Linked DNA regions of Homo sapiens: region 2 is linked to region 1. The links are chromatin loops, found by intact Hi-C in ENCODE. Cell type or tissue: natural killer cell. All regions are shown on one strand.

Region 1 (8,000 bases):
TGACATCTCAGGGTGCATAGATCAGCCAGTGAACAGAAGTCTGAGACCTGCCTGGAAAAGGAGCTCTAAGGGGTCTCAGTATGAAATTCATGAATGTTCATATTCAAAAAATAAACTCGAAGAGTGTAAGTACCCTCCCAACGAAAGGAAGAGCCTCTCAGATGACCCTAGTTCTGGCTCTGACACCTCAGGGTGTACTTGGGCTTCCGTCCACACGGCTGGCACTCGGTCCTCTGCATCATCCTCCCTCAGCACTGTGAGCCGTCCCCAGTGACCAGGGGAGAGGGCCAGACTGGGAGCCCCCACTGCAGCAGGACTGGCAGTGGGGAGGGAGCTCCTGCTGTCCCACCTTGGCAGAGAAAAGGAGCAAGAGAAGATCCATCCATCTTTAGCAGATCTAAACCCATCCATTACCTGAAGACAAGCCATCCTATTTGTCTTGCAAGGTGAATCTTAATCCCTAAAAATAGTTTATCTTGTGTCACCTTATTTTCAAATCTGAACCTTCCAGAACATCTAGGCCAAACACTGTACTATACCTAAAACAGCCATCCACATCCATGCATCCCCCCAAGACAAGTGATATGCAGTCTGACCTACTTCCAGATTTCCTCCTCTCTGCAATGGAGTTTTTTTTCACTGAGTGTACAATGACCTTTGTGGCTTTCCTCGCCATTTTCTACTGCCCCATGTGACCCTGCCCCTGTGCCTTCCTTAAGGAAATGGCCTGGACATCAGAAAAGCTGTTACCTTTACTGGATTCAGTAATGTCCCCTCCTACATTTACATTCACCCAGAACCTGTAAATGCGACATTATTTGAAATAGGGTCTTTGCAGGGGCCATTGAGTTAAAATGAGGTCACATTGGATGGGCCCTAATCCAGTGACTGGTGTCCCAACAAGAAGAGGGAAATTTGGACACAGACACACAGGGAGAAGAGCAGGGAATGAAGTGACACATCTCCCAAGCCAGAGAACGAAGGATTGCCAGCACCCACCAGGATCTGGGAGAGAGGGAGGTAACAGATCCTCCCTCAGAGCCTCCAGAAGAGCCAGCTCGGCTGATACCTTGAATTTACACTTCTAACTTCCAGAACTGTGAGAGAATACATTTCTGTTGTTTTCAGCCACCAAGTGCGTGGTAATTTGTTACAGCAGCTTTAGGAAACTTTCATATCGCAAGGTTAATTGCTCCTTACCCACCCTCTCACCCCCAGCCCCAAGTTGCCAGCAATCAAAAATGACAGCAAGAACCCAGTGCCTCCCTTTGGAACCCATCTTGGCAGCAGAAGAGGCAGCACTGTAAACAAGGAGGTGCCTGGACAGGGCCCATTGCTTTTGGACACCAGCAGCTGCATCTGTAGAGGAAAGAGCACTGGACTGGGAGTCAAGAATGGGGCCTACTTCTTTATATTTTTTATTGATATATAATATTTTACATACTTCTCAGGTACATATGATATTTTGTTAGGTGCATAGACTGTGTAATGATCAAGTCAGGGTATTTGGAGTTTCATCACCTCGAGTATTTATCATTTCTATGTGTTGGGAACGTTTCAAGTCCTCTCTTCTAGCTATTTTAAAGTATACAGTTCATGGTTGCTATGGAACATTAGAATGTAGTCCTTCCATCTGGCTGTATGTTTGTATCGTTTGACCAGCCTTTCTTCATTCCCCGCACCCCACACACACGTCCTTCCCAACCTCTGGTATTCATCATTCTAACAATGGGTCCACTTCTGCCTCTTTTGCTAACTATTCTCTTCCCCAGCCTTGATTTCTCTGTCTGTACCTTGACTCTGGGGGAGGCTTTCAGGTTCCAAGAGAGGTACCTTTTTCTTGTTGTTGTTAATTTCTTTGTATATAAGTAATTCTTGAATGCGTTGTTGCTTTAAAAATCCTAAGAATTGGCCAGGCGTGGTGGCTCACGCCTGTAATCCCTGCACTTTGGGAGACTGAGGCGGGCGGATCACCTGAGGTCAGGAGTTTGAGACCAGCCTGACCAACATGGTGAAACCCCGTCTCTACTAAAAATACAAAAATTAGCCGGGCGTGTGGCACGTGCCTGTAATCTCAGCTACCCAGGAGGCTGAGGCAGGAGAATCGCTGGAACCTGGGAGGCAGAGGCTGCAGCGAGCCGAGATCGCACCACTGCACACCACTCGCTCTAGGTGACAGAGCAAGACTCAGTCTCAAAAAAAAAAAAAAAAAAAAAAAATCCTAATAATTTAGGTAAAATGTAAAATGGAAGCTACCCTTCCTTGACCACAGTAATTTTAGTCCATTCTCTGGAGATGACAACTGTTATCAGTTTGTGCTTTTCTAGGTACTTTTTCCTATGCATTTTTTTATCATTAGTAATAGTTGGCCGGGCATGGTGGCTCACGCCTGTAATCCCAGCACTTTGGGAGGCTAAGGCGGGCAGATCACCTGAGGTCAGGAGTTCAAGATCAGCTTGGTCAACATGGTAAAACCCTGTCTCTACTAAAAATACAAAAATTAGCTGGGCATGGTGGCACATGCCTGTAGTCCCAGTTACTGGGGAGGCTGAGGCAGGAGAATTGCTTGAACCTGGGAGGTGGACGTTGCAGTGAGCCAAGAATACACCACTGCACTCCAGCCTGGGTGACAGAAAAGAAATAGTTTAGTTTGGATATTGGTATTTTACCAAATGCCTTTCCATCTTTGTACATAAAGGTCTACTTCACTCTCTTAAACATATGAATGAAATGACATAGTATTATGTCCCTGAGTATATCCAGCCAGTCCTCAGTTTACAGCATTTCCCTACTGCAAATGGTCCTGCCCTGAGCATCCTGTGCATCCTCCTTGTCCTCACTAATGGGTACTTATTTCTGTTCACAGTGCTACTGTAGAATTAGGAGCATGCTGCGTGCAACTTGGGAGATGGCTGAGCTCTGTCATTCTCTGCTTTCAGGCAATCCCGCCCTCTCTTTTACAACCACCCTTACACTGTCTGCTGAAGAACAGGGGATGGTGTGGAGGGCTCCAGGTTCTCACCCAGGCCTCCTGAGCAAGGGACCCTCCTTTCCTGCTCTCCAGAGAAGCCCCCTCCATGACCAGAGCTAACAGCTGAGTGTGTCAAACTGCCTCTGCCCTGCCCAGAGCAAACAAGCCGGACAGGATCGACAGAAGATGAGATAGCAAGATGACCTCACTCTGCCCCTTCTTCCCCATCCACAGCATGTCAAAACCAGAAGGGCTCTTACGTATCCCATTGCACAATTCCATGCCATGCAGAGGAGGGTACAGAAGCACAGAAAAGGAAGAGTGTCCACTCAAGGTCACACAGCAAGCAGATGGCAAGCTAGGACCTTGGCTCTGGACTCTCAATTTGCCATTGGACTGTGAGACAGGTATCCAGGCGCTCAGCCTCAGATGGCAAGCTAGGACCTTGGCTCTGGCCTTCCAGTTTGCCATTGGACTGGGAGACAGGTATCTGGGCCCTCAGCCTGTCTCTTTCCCCACCCCCATCCAGCTACTGACACCATTTTCTGTCCAGCTCCTTCAGGGTCCTGCCTGCCAGGCTGACCCAAATGCTAGAAATAATGTCTAGTGCTTTTGCCAGCTCCAGGCCCTCTGAGGCAACCAGAACTAGCAGACACCCTGGGAAGCTGATATGGGACAAGAAAACGGGAGCCCTAGGGAGGAAGAAAATAAATAAGGTGTATTAGAAAGGCTTTCTCTAGGCCTCAGTGTCATCGTCTGTGAAGTGAGGCCTTGCACTCAAGGCCCTTCTGATGCTTGTCTGCTGTGGTCTGGCTCACCAGGTGCAGGGGTATTTAAGAAGGAAGTGGTCCTTTGCTCCCCTGAGACACCTCATCAGTTGGTCAGATAGGAGCAGTGGAGACCACATCCGCCCCTGACTTGTGTGCTCTGGGGGTCCTGCAGGTGTTCAGAGCATAGGCCGTGTCCCCGGTGCAGCGGAGTGGTGCAGCCTGGCACTTCTAACTTTAAGTTGGTTGTACAATCACATTGGACTGTCCTCCAGCCAGTGAGGAAATGTTGACCACACACTATATGATATGAAGGGGATGAATTAAATCTTTAATGTCCCTGGCAGTGTTTGAGTTTCAATGACATCAAATTCAGGCATTACTTTGGCAGAATATCTCTGCCCATCTTAGAGATGGGGAGGCTAAGGCCTGTATTTATGGTGTTCTGTCTGAGCTTCTGTAATTCGGGTGTGAACACTAACATTTCTCAACAGCCCTGATCATTTAGGCCCCGCCCTTCCTCCCCGAAGGCCCTGGAGTGGGGCCCCTTGGGCCACACTCCCCGCCTCCTTCCTGCCTCTACCCTCGGCCAATAGGCTCTGACTGTGGTTACTTAGATCCCAGCACTAGTGGTGCTGGGCCAGACACCGGAAAGGCAGCTCTGATATTGAGGAGGGTGTGACCTGAGCCCCTTGAGACTTAGAATCACCTCTCCCCTACAGGCTCAGCTACTCAGATAAAGCTGACCCTGGCATCAGGGGGACGGAAAGGACTCTAGCCTCAGCTGTGAGTCTGGATTCTCCCCAGGGCTCTGCTTCCCTGCTTTGCAGCTTCTGACAAGTTATCTGCCCACCCACCTCTGGGCCTCAGCTTTTCTATCTGGAAAAAGGAGGTGGGGATTGGAGTCAGCTGCCTCCTGGGGCCCTTCCAACCCTGCTCTGGGTTCCCGTAAGCCTTCCTCAGCCAGGATAGGTGTGATAGAACTACATGCTCAGAGGAAGCCAGGCCTGTGATGTATGGGACACGGAGGAGCTGGGTGAACTCTTAAGGAGTCTTCTTTAATTACTAAATTCTCTAAGTTAAGCAGGAACAATGAGGACACAAAGCACTTAATCAGAAATACACAAGCCTTGAAGGCTGACAAACAGAATGGAGTGATGGCTCCCAAAGAGGGCTAGCTCAAGTCTCTGCAGGACAGGCTGAACCTCCCTCAGGGCTACTCTTACCTTCCATCCTACTAGGATTCCCAAGGTAGGGAATAGCTGGGCGGCTTCTATCCAAGTTGCTTCTGCCTAATTCACTCTTGCCTGGTGAGGCTCAGAATTTGAGGGTAGTTGGCCGGGCATGGTGGCTCACGCCTATAATCCCAGCACTTTGGGAGGCCGAGGCGGGTGGATCACTAGGTCAGGAGATTGAGACCATCCTGGCTAACATGGTGAAACCCCATCTTCACAAAAAATACAAAAAAAAAAAAATAGCCGGACATGGTGGTGGGCACCTGTAGTCCCAGCTACTCAGGAGGCTGAGACAGGAGAATGGCGTGAACCCAGGAGGCAGAGCTTGCAGTGAGCCGAGATCACGCCACTGCACTCTAGCCTGGGCAACTGAGCAAGACTCCGTCTCAAAAAATAAAAAATAAAAAATAATTTGAGGGAAGTTTAGGGGTCTATCCCAAAGGCTTGAGTATGTGACTACAGCCATTCACCCCAAAATGCTGCTCCCTGAATAGCATTCAACAGAGCTCCCTGAGGTTCCATTAATGCTGGTGGTCTTTACATGCCATGTAGTAGATAATTTCTTTATGCTTACCAGAGGCTTTCACTTGCCGAACATCAGTGATGCTTTTTAGAATTATAGACTGTTAGAGTTCAGGGTTCTAAAAGATCACCAGTCCAATCTACAGCATGAAGTTTGACTCTCCAACCTCTTCTTGCATGCTACTAATGATGGAGCGCTCACTTCCACCACGATTCCCCACCCTCCAATGAGGCAGCCTACCAGTTTGTGATGGTTCTGAAATTTTTCTTCATACTGAACTGAAACTTCTGGAACCTCCTCATGCTTGGCCACAATCCTGTCCTCCAAGGCTGTAGATGACACGCCAGCAGCTTCTACCCATGACATTCCTGCTGAGATTTGAAGACAATATCAGGTCTTCCTGCCTGTTCTCAAGGCTGACCAACTCTTGTTCTGTTAACAGCCCCTCCTATAATTTGGTTTTGAGCCACCTCCTACATCCTGTCGGTTTCTTTGGGACGTCTTCCAGTGTGTCAGTTTACCCTCTAAAATGAGAGTATACTCTAGAGCATCTCACCAGCCCCAATCTGAGCTCATGTGGCTCTCCATGGCTCTGGACACTGTCTTCTCATTCTACCCTGACTCTGTCTGCTTTTGACAGCTGTGTCCTACTATCTCAGGTTTGCTTCAGGTTGAACCTACTGCAGGGCTCTGGTCTGCTTGACAGCAAGGATCTAGGCCCCAAAGCTGTGAGTGTCACCTGGGTATAGGGGCTCTATTTCCAGCCTTCTTAGGAGAAGGGCTGCCCTGGAGCTCAGGAGGACTGAAGAGAGCATCTGTTCCAGCCCTGACCCTTCACAGATGGGGAAACTGAGAAGGAACATGACTTACCTAAAGGCACACAGTAAAGCTGGAATTGAGTCTCCTGGCCTCAACCCCAGGCCTGGGTTCTCCCTGCATCCTGTACTGCCGGCAGCCTCCTCTGCAGCTTTCTTGCTACCAAGTTTCCGTTGACTCAGGAAGCTGTCATCCCTCTTCCAGAGTGTAGTCCGGATACCCCACCCCAGCCCTATGCTCCCCACCCCTCTTTTGGAAGGGAAAATTCTTATGTCCCCCTCCCAACTCCCCCCCCCACCACCACCACCCACGCACACACTGCAGGTGCCGTCTGCTCCATGACCTCTGAGGAGGAAGTGGTCAGGACCCCAACCTGGGGATTTTCCACTCAGTAGTTGCTTGTTGAGACCTACCTAGCTCAGGGTCACATGTCCTCAGGCTTTTGTGTGCACTAGGATCATCTGGCTAGACTGCTAAAGATGGAGATTCCGGCCAGGCGTGGTGGCTAATGCCTGTAATCTCAGCACTTTGGGAGGCTGAGGTGGGTGGATCACTTGAAGTCAGGAGTTTGAGACCTGCCTGGCCAACATGGTGAAACCCCGTCTCTACTAAAAATACAAAAATTAGCCTGGTGTGGTGGTATGTGCCTGTAATCCCAGCTACTCTGGAGGCTGAGGCAGGAGAATTGCTTGAGCCTGGGAGGCAGAGGTTGCAATTGAGCCAAGATCGTGCCACTGCACTCCAGCCTGGGCAACAGAGCCAGACTCCATCTCAAAAAAAAAAAAAAAAAAAAAAGCAGATGCAAATTCCCAGCACACATACTGTAGGTCTAGAATGCAGCCTGGACATTCGTGTTAAGCAAGCTTTCCAGGTGGCTCTAGTACAGGAGGTCCATAGACCACATTCCTAAGAAATACTGTTCTGGGCATCATAACATACTGGGGCAAGTCCAATACAGATTTCAAAATCCTGTCCTTCAGGAGCCCTTTGGGCTAGCAGGAGAGACAGACAGCTAACCAGATGTAGATACTCTCAGGGGTGCCTGGAACATGGAGAAAACAGGAACTAACTCCGCCCCAGGGCAGGTCAGGAGAGAAGCAGAGAAATGGTGTGTGCACTGAGCCTGGGGGCCCGAGGTAGACCTAACCACGCGTCACGGTGGGATGGTCTTGAGCATGTAAGATGTCTCGAACATACAGATGCCTGTGTTGGGGGCAGGCATGTAATAGGTAGCACTAGGTTATTTTAGTTGGGTTTTGACCTAGCAAATTTGCCAACATTTTTTTAAAAAGTGATAATATTCCACATTGGCAAGGTTGCAGTGAAACTGGTCTTTTTCTTTTTTCTTGAGACAGTCTTGCTCTGTCACCCAGGGTGGAGTGCAGTGGCCCAATCTCAGTTCACTGCAACCTCCGCCTCCCAGGTTCAAACAAATCTCGTGCCTCAGCATCCCAAGTAGCTGAGATTACAGGCACGTGCCACCACACCTGGCTAATTTTTGTATTTTTAGTAGAGATGGGGTTTTGTCATGTTGGCCAGGCTGGTCTCAAACTCCTGGCTTCAAGTGATCCTCCCGCCTCGGCCTCCTAAAGTGCTAGGATTACAGGTGTGAGCTACCACACCTAGCTGAAACTGATCTTCTTGCGTGCCATTTGAAGGTGAGTAAATTGGTCGAACCTTCCAATATT
Region 2 (8,000 bases), 120 kb after region 1:
AAATACCCGAAGGAAGTTGCCCATTGGGAGGGGGGGTGCCCTTTTAACCTGAGCAGAGAGCAGCTATTTAGGAATTGCCACTCAACCTCCTGCCCGTGGCGGTGGTGTGGGAACCGCTGGCTGTTTAAAGTTTCCCTATGGCCAGGTGCCGTGGCCCGTGCCTGTAACCCCAGCACTTTGGGAGGCCAAAGTGGGCAGATCGCTTGAGCCCAGTTCAAGACCAGCCTGTGTGTAGCAAAACCCCGTCTCTACAAAAAATAGGAAAAAAAAATGCTGGAGGTAGTGGTGTATGCCTGCAGTCTCGAGAGGCTGAGGTGGGAGGATCGCTTGAGCCCAGGTTGCGGAGGTTGCAGTGAGCCATGATCGTGACATTGCACTCCAGCCTGGACTACCAAGGGACACTGTGTCTCAAAAAAAAAAAAGAAATCCCCCTATATTCATGGTGCCCCAGCACAGCTGCAAGCAATAAGTCGCCACCAGAATAATCCCACTTGAGAAGCTTTGCCTCCATGGCCGTTACTTCCTTTGCAGTATTATAGGGGTGATCACCCTCTTTTTACCAATGAGGAAACTTGGGCTCCAAGTGGTGAAACATACTGCCTGAAGACATAGACAGTACATCATGGATTGACTCACTGGAAATGGTCTTAGAGATGGCCCCAACCAACCCTCTCGTTTCACAGGTTTGGTAACTGAGGCCCAGAGACAGGATTGTGACCATTGTATTAGTAAGTGCCAGATCTGAGGCTAGAACGCAGCTGTCCTGATTCCAGGCTCTGCTCTCTCTGCTGACACTTCCTCCTTTACCTATTGATGAGGAAGCCAGACTGAGCTGAGCATGGGAGGGAGAAGGGTCGGGTTGCCCAACCTGAATTTCGGAACCCAGAAGCGGTAAAACAGCGCTCTAACATGCCTCTTCATTCCCCACCAGAACCTGGGTTTCCTACAGATTTCCCCACTTTAGGGTTGGAGTGAGGCAAGTGGGAAATTGTAGTTACATAACTGAGCCCTCTGCTCAGTGGTTAAGTCTGTGGAGGCAGGCAGGCCTGGGTTCAAATCCCATCCACCACTATTAGTAGAAGTAAATAAGTAACTTGACCTGTCTGTACTGGCAATGCATGTTTATTTCTGAGCACACTGTCTAGAACATACGAAGGACTCAGTATATCAGCTCTTTATTATCAATAATAGGCAGGATTCTATTTTAGAGAAGAGTAATCAGGGTCAGAGGGGGGAGTCTGATGCTCTACACTATGCCTGCTACACAGAGAGCTAAGTGGGGAAAGATTATTAGAAAAATCTCAACCAGACCAGGCTCAGTGGCTACACCTATAATCCCAGCACTTTGGGAGGCCGAGGTGGGTGGATCACCTGAGGTCAAGAGTTCAAGACCCGCCTGGCCAACATGGTGAAACCCCATCTCTACTAAAAATACAAAAAAAAAATTTAGCCGAGTTGCGGTGGCGGGCACCTGTAATCACAGCTACTTGGGATGCCGAGGCAGGAGAATCACTTGAACCCAGGAGGCGGTGGTTACGGTGAGCCAAGATCACACCACTGCACTGCAGCCTGATTGACAAGAGCAAAACTGTCTTAAAACAAAAAAAGAAAGAAAAAGAAAAATCTCAACCAAGCAAGGGACACTGAGTGCAGAAGCGATGAATTAACCACAGGGAGGACTAACAAAGGCTCCTTGGAGAACGGGACACTTGAGAGCACCTCAGCAGATGGTTAGAGAAGCTCTTACATTAGAAACTACTGAAGGAGGGAGGGGTGTCCAGGCAGAGGCAATGGCTGAAGCAAAGGCGCAGAGCTGGGAAAGGAGAGGTGTGTGGGAGTGCTGGGGCCCGTCACCCGCTGTGCGAGGACGCCCTCTGGGAAGGTCACTGAGTCCAGGCTGAAGAGTATGGACTTTATCCTCCAGGCACTGGCTAGCCCCTGAATGTGCTAGGGAGGGAGATTATATGATTAGAGATGTCCTTTAGAAAAGATATCCCCAGGGACCAGCATGGAGGAGACAGGACCAGCAGCTGGGGTCCCTAGGTGTCGGGGGGATGAGGACACAAGCCAGCACAGAGGATGCAGAGATGGAGAAAAGAGAAGGACACTGGGGAGCGAGAAAACAGGGAAAAGGGCCCTAAAGTGCCATGGGGAGTGAGCGGGGAGGAAGCAGATGTGAAGCCAAGTTCCATTCCCTAAGAACTCAGAGAAGGACATGAGGACAGAGGTCCCTGATGTAGGCTGTCCCACTGCCCTCCTCTCAGCTAGGTAAGGACTGACAAAACCCTAAACAAGAGCTGTCTGGGAATGTCCCCCCACCACACAAACAGGCCCAGCTGTTAAAATTTCCAGAACATGCATTTCCTTCTGTGGGATGGCCCCACCCCTTCCTCCCAACTACCACCATCTGCCTGTTGTGCTGCCAGCTGCAGGCAGAACCCCTCCCTGGCCGTCTTGAAGGCCATGGACCTTGACCTGGGAGGGCCTGAAAGGAAAGTAGGGAGGGTGGGGAACTGACATTTCCTTCCCCCACTTTCCCATGTGCCTGCTATCCACTCAAGGCCCGTAAATACTGCTTGTCACACAGAATTACAGTCACTGCCAGCCATACCCACAGAGCACACAGTAGAATGAGAAACACATTGCTGGTAATACAAAGGAGTGTAAGGTATTCTGCTGGTAACACATACAGAGACACACATTGTTGACCATACAGAGAAAATAATTTTTTTTTAGTTTGCTGATAACAACCAAAAATACAGACATTATGTGTGTGTGTGTGTGTGTGTGTGTGTTGCTGTGCACGTGGGAAACACCTCGCATATGTATCCTAACTTGTTCTTCACACACACTGGGGCATGTGCACACTCACACTTTTCTTAGTGCATAGCCTTAGTGTGCCCCACACACCTCCAGAAATCAGGAGTCTGCTTGTTGTTGTGTAAGCCCATCAGAGGAGGACAACCAACCAGGCTGTGTGGAGGGCAGACTTCGAGCCCAACAGCCCTGACTTGAACTCTGATCCTACTTGGCATCCTATTCTGGGAGACAAGACTAGCTCCTTGGAGAACCAGGCAGTAAATGAGATCAAGCCTTGGAAAACGAGTGAAGTCCCCGGGGAAGGCTTTCTGGATACGGTGAGGCGCACAGCGAGTGAAATTTAAAGAGGTAGCAGAGAAAAATTGATTCTCCTTCAAAAGTATGGATCCCATTCTGTTCACTTTTCCAGGAGCATTCTAGAAACTGGTGGTGAAGGGGTTAACTGTGCCAGCTACCACATCCCTTGCCCCCACAGGGCTTTGAAAAACCAGAGTGCTGGGATTTGCCCAAGGTGAGTCAGGGTCACTACCTTCCTGCTGCCTTTGGCCGTTCCCAGGATAAAACTCCCCTGGTTGAGTGAGATGGAAACCTAAAATGAAACCTTGCTAGAGTCCCGGACTCAAGCCTCATTACTGTCACCTTTGTCAGCAGCCGCAGCGCCAAATCTATCGTCACCATCATCACTTCTCCCTGAGGCCTGGTATCCCGTTGGGGTAGGAATGTGCTGATTTTGCTTGGGCAACGCACCCTCTCACTGGGCCTCAGACTCAATTTTCCTACATTGGAGGATACTTTAGAGGCAAAATGAGATTAATTTCATGAGGAGCCTAGCACAGTGCCTGGTACCCTGGGAATGTTCAGGTCCTATTACCTGCCCTTCTGTCTTTCCCAGTGTCCTCTCCTCTTTTCTCTCTCCCATCCCAGGGTCCAGGTTAATTGCAGTGCAATATTTGCATAGACGTGAGACCTCACCCGGGGAAATTCCCCCTGGTGACCAACCAGGTTTCCTTTCTGAGGTCAGGCCACATCATCAGACACTGCTCCTTCCTCTCCGGCTTGCCACTGCCACCGCTGGCTTTCGCCCCTGTCATCTGGTGGGTTTAGATCCTGGCACACAGATTTAGGCTCATCCTTTGACCTTGGGCACTGTCCAGAGGGTGGGGATGTGGAGGCTGGGCTAGGGACCCAGAGCAAAACAGTGAGGGGATAGATATTCAGGGAGAAGAGGAAAGGGCAGCAGGTAGGTGGTGGATAGGAAGCCTGGATTGCAATTTGAACTCATCAGTAACTCCCTGGCTGCCCCTGGGCACAAGCCTTCCCTTCTCTGAACCTTAGTTTCCCCTTCTATCCAGTGAGAAGATTGGTCAAGATAATCTCTAAGCTTTGTTCCAGATCTGATAGACTAAGAAGCCACTTCCTTTGCTTCCACTTCCTTTGGCAGCACAGTGTTGCAACATCTGTACTTGGATCCCCTTCCTTTGACAAGAATCTTGCAACATGCCACCCTGTATTAGTTTCCTTGGAAAGCACAATTTTGCAAAAGGCCTCCCTGAATCCCATTTTTCAAATGCTGATAGAATGACACATACCTCCTCTCCACTTAGTGGCTTAGCTTGCGTTTTAACTTTTCCTTTCACACCCATCATACATACTGTTCTGTGACTCCCCGAAAGAGGGATTCTCTCTACATTCTGAAATTTGTTGTCCCTATCCTGGTATTGAGAAGTCACCTTCCTGATACAAAAAGAAGGAACAAGTTGGGAGACCACAGTGACTCAACGACAGTAAGTTCCTGGGATCACCTGAATCAGAACCAGCTGTTAAAAGGGCAGATTTGTCTCAAAAAAAAAAAAAAGCAGCTTCTAGGTCAGTGGTCACAACTTTGCATCTCAAAATCACCTGGGGGAGCTTTATCAATACCCATGCCCAGGCCACACCCCCGGAGATTCTGGTTTAATTAATCTGGGGTGGGGCCTGGAGGGTCCGCGTGTTTAGAAAGATCCCCAGGTGATTTAAATGTGCAGTCAGGATTGCAGGTGATTTAAATGTGCAGTCAGGATTGCGAACCCCTGGTCAAAGGACACTAAAGTTAACAAACCCATGGTCTATAATATTCTCTATGAAATTATCCTAATGGATGCCCTTTTGTGCACACAGCTGTGCTCAGTGTTATAAATGGGTGAAGAGAATTTACTCCCTTTTACAGATGAGGAAGGTGAGGGATGGCGAGAGGAAGTACTGATGAGGCCATATGGTGAGTCAGTAATAGTGGCTGGCCTGGCACCAAGCAGATGCCTGTGGCCTCAAAGTTTGAGGCCTGTCCATTTACTCACAGTCTGAAAAAGGGTGCTGCCAGCTCTTCAGACAGCTGTTTGCAACCAGGGTTACCCCATGTGCATCAGTAAAATAAGGAGGGATATTTGTGGATTTAACACCTGCCTCTATCACTAACAAGTCAAATCCCCTTTCTCAAGACGTATTTCTCACTGTCCCCAGATCTCTTCCTGAAGTGCCAGTTTGATCAGAACATTTTTGGCCACAAAAGTATTTTGTTAATGTTAGTGGAAAGACTCCTATGCGCCCCCCCCCCCCATTGCTTATAGAATGGAGGCGACATTCTTTTCTTTTTTCTTTTTTTTTTTTTGAGACGGAGTCTTGCTCTGTCACCCAGGCTGGAGTGCAGTGGCACGATCTTGGCTCACTGCAAACTCCACCTCCCGGGTTCACGCCATTCTCCTGCCTCAGCCTCCCGAGTAGCTGGGACTACAGGTGCCCGCCACCGCACCCGGCTAATTTTTTGTATTTTTTAGTAGAGATGGGGTTTCACCGTGTTAGCCAGGATGGTCTCGATCTCCTGACCTTGTGATCTGCCTGCCTCGGACTCCCAAAGTGCTGGGATTACAGGCATGACTCACTGTGCCCGGCCAGAGGCGACATTCTTTAGCCCAGTGTTCAAGGCTCCCGAGGTCTGTCTGCCCAGTCTCAGCTCTCTTTACATGTGTATCCCCAGTCCTCTACTCTCCCCAACGTCGGGGACACTGTACACATCACCCCCCTCGATGGGGTTCTAGCATTTCATTCTATGACCCACTTCCTTCTCCTTCTCTTCTTCCCTCCACAAGCATTCATGGATTGCCTGCTGTTTGCTAGGCACTGGTGAAATTGTGACAATCAAAGAAGAAATAGTCCCTGACCACATGGGGCTTATACTCCAAAACGAGTTTTCTCTATGGACATGTTGAGAACACTGTTGATGTGTTGGGTTGGGTCATTTTTTGTTATGGGGATCTGTCCTGTGCATGGTAGGCTGCTTGGCAGCATCCCTGCCTTCTGTCCAATAAATGTCAGTAGTATACTCCCTCCTCAGTTGTGACAATGAAAAATGTCTTCAGATATTGCCAGTTGCCCTGTGGGGGCCAAAATCATCCCTGGCTGAAAACCATTTTTCTCATCAGATGCTAAATTAACTGCACCAATAATCATTTTATTACAACTAGTTGCAGAGAGAGAGAAAGGCAGGGCTTGAAAATGCAGAACAAGGGGCCTGCTGTGGTCTGGAGGGGAGTGCAGGAGTGGGGAAGGTCAGGGAAACTTCCCAGAAGAGGCACACTTAAGTTGAGACAGAGAAAATAAGCAGGCATTGGCCAGGTGAAAGGCACAGTGGAGGGGAGGTGCTGCAGCCAGGGGCCAAGGAATATGCAAGGAAGCCAAAAGAAGCAAAAAGGAAGACCAGGCACGGTGGCTCACGCCTGTAACCCCAGCACTTTGGGAGGTCGAGGCGGGTGGATCACGAGTTCAGGAGTTCAAGACCAGCCCGGCTAACATGGTGAAACCCTGTCTCTACTAAAGATACAAAACATTAGCTGGGAGTTGTGGCACGCACCTGTAATCCCAGCTGCTCAGGAGGTTGAGGTAGGAGAATTGCTTGAACCTGGGAGGCGGAGGTTGCAGTAAGCCGAGATTGTACCATTGCACTCCAGCCTGGGCGACAGGGTGAGACTCTGTCTCAAAAAAAAAAAAAATAAAAAGAAGAAGAAGCAGAAAGGAGCTGGCACATTTGAGGAATGCTTAGGGGTGGTTAGAGCGGGAAGGGATGGTAAGTAGAAGCTAGATCATGAAGGGCCTTGGAAGAATTTGTCAGCCATTGATAGGCACCCATCCAAAGGAGAAGAAGGCAGATCTGAGCTTTAAATGAGAGCCGACTGAGAATGCAATGGGCTACCTGTAAGGTAGTGAGCTCCCCATCATTGAAATAGGGTGGCAAAACTTGGCTGACCACTTGCCAATGGTTGGGGGAGGATGTGCTGGTTCTGGGTAGGCTGTTGAGCCAGTAGACATCTGAAAAACTATGATTCTATGACCTCTTCTAACTGCCTGTCTTCAAAGTTCAGATAAGCAGGTAACTTCATTGGCTTGAGTGGGACTTTGCAAAAATCATAGATTTGATGCTTGGGTGACTCAGAGAAGTAAACGCATCCTCAGTATCTACCAGTGAGTTCCTGACAGTGAGTTCTACCTAGCTGCCTATATGTGAGCAGATAATTCTCACTTTGGATTTGGAAGATCCAGCTGAGAGTTTTGGCTTCTCAAACTCTACGGGGAGTATCGGGGAGTATCAGGGAGTTTAATTAAACTGCTGCCTTTAGGGATCCCCTCGTTAGAGAGTCTGATTTCTTAGCTCTATGATGGGGTCCAGAAATCTGCCAAATCCTGGGCTAGGTCCTAATGGCATGAAGAGTTTCTATTCTTGGGGAACTTTCAACAGAATTGATGAACCAGGAAACTCACAGAGTCAAGTTCATTCATTCCCTAAGTAAGTATCAAATAGCTTTTATGAGACTGGCTCAGTCCTGTCCCTACAACATCAGCAGCAAGACCAGAGATGTCAAAATGGATGAGGTAGGGCTGGATAATTCCGTATCAAAAGAGTGGTCCTGTGACAGTTTCCTTGTGTATACCCAAATTTTGCCCTCTTTTAAGATCCAGTATAGGTCTCATCTCCTCCACATCCTCACGGGAGACATTACTTATATTTGAACTCTACTTGTGCCATTTATTAGCAGTTGTCTTAACCCACTAGGAGCCTCATTTCTTCTTTTGCAGAATAGTATATCAGTCTTATACAGTTCTTAAGAGAGATGCATGAAATAATTCATCTAAGAGCACTGAGTACTGTGCCT

Evidence for each region. Hi-C counts contacts between places; a loop is a spot of excess contacts. Peaks named below come from ENCODE experiments on the same cell type or tissue, not always from the same donor. Only the 100,000 strongest peaks of a DNase experiment are listed, where the experiment ranks them.
Region 2: it touches region 1 in a loop (2.3-fold over the local background); 8 of 110 quality-filtered maps call a loop at or near these places.

What each region holds. Positions count from the first base shown.
Region 1 is chr5:151,210,626-151,218,625 of GRCh38, reverse strand. All of the region lies in intron 1 of CCDC69 (coiled-coil domain containing 69), which reads left to right. LOC105378230 (a long non-coding RNA gene) reads right to left here and starts at 6,492. Exons shown (of 4, transcript NR_160730.1): 1 at 6,367-6,492; 2 at 5,737-5,867. RefSeq lists enhancers at 3,679-3,738, 4,089-4,138, 4,919-4,998, 5,009-5,058, 5,769-5,958 and 2 more. In natural killer cell, no CTCF peak of the experiment used is centred here; DNase peaks (open chromatin) are centred at 3,835, 4,315, 6,685 and 7,445; H3K4me3 peaks cover 3,124 bases; H3K27ac peaks cover 7,952 bases.
Region 2 is chr5:151,090,042-151,098,041 of GRCh38, reverse strand. No RefSeq gene overlaps it. Among named protein-coding and RNA genes, the nearest start is that of TNIP1, 13 kb to the right of the region's middle. RefSeq lists enhancers at 2,804-4,003, 3,638-4,047. In natural killer cell, a CTCF peak has its summit at 4,511; DNase peaks (open chromatin) are centred at 3,451, 3,831 and 4,251; H3K27ac peaks cover 3,600 bases.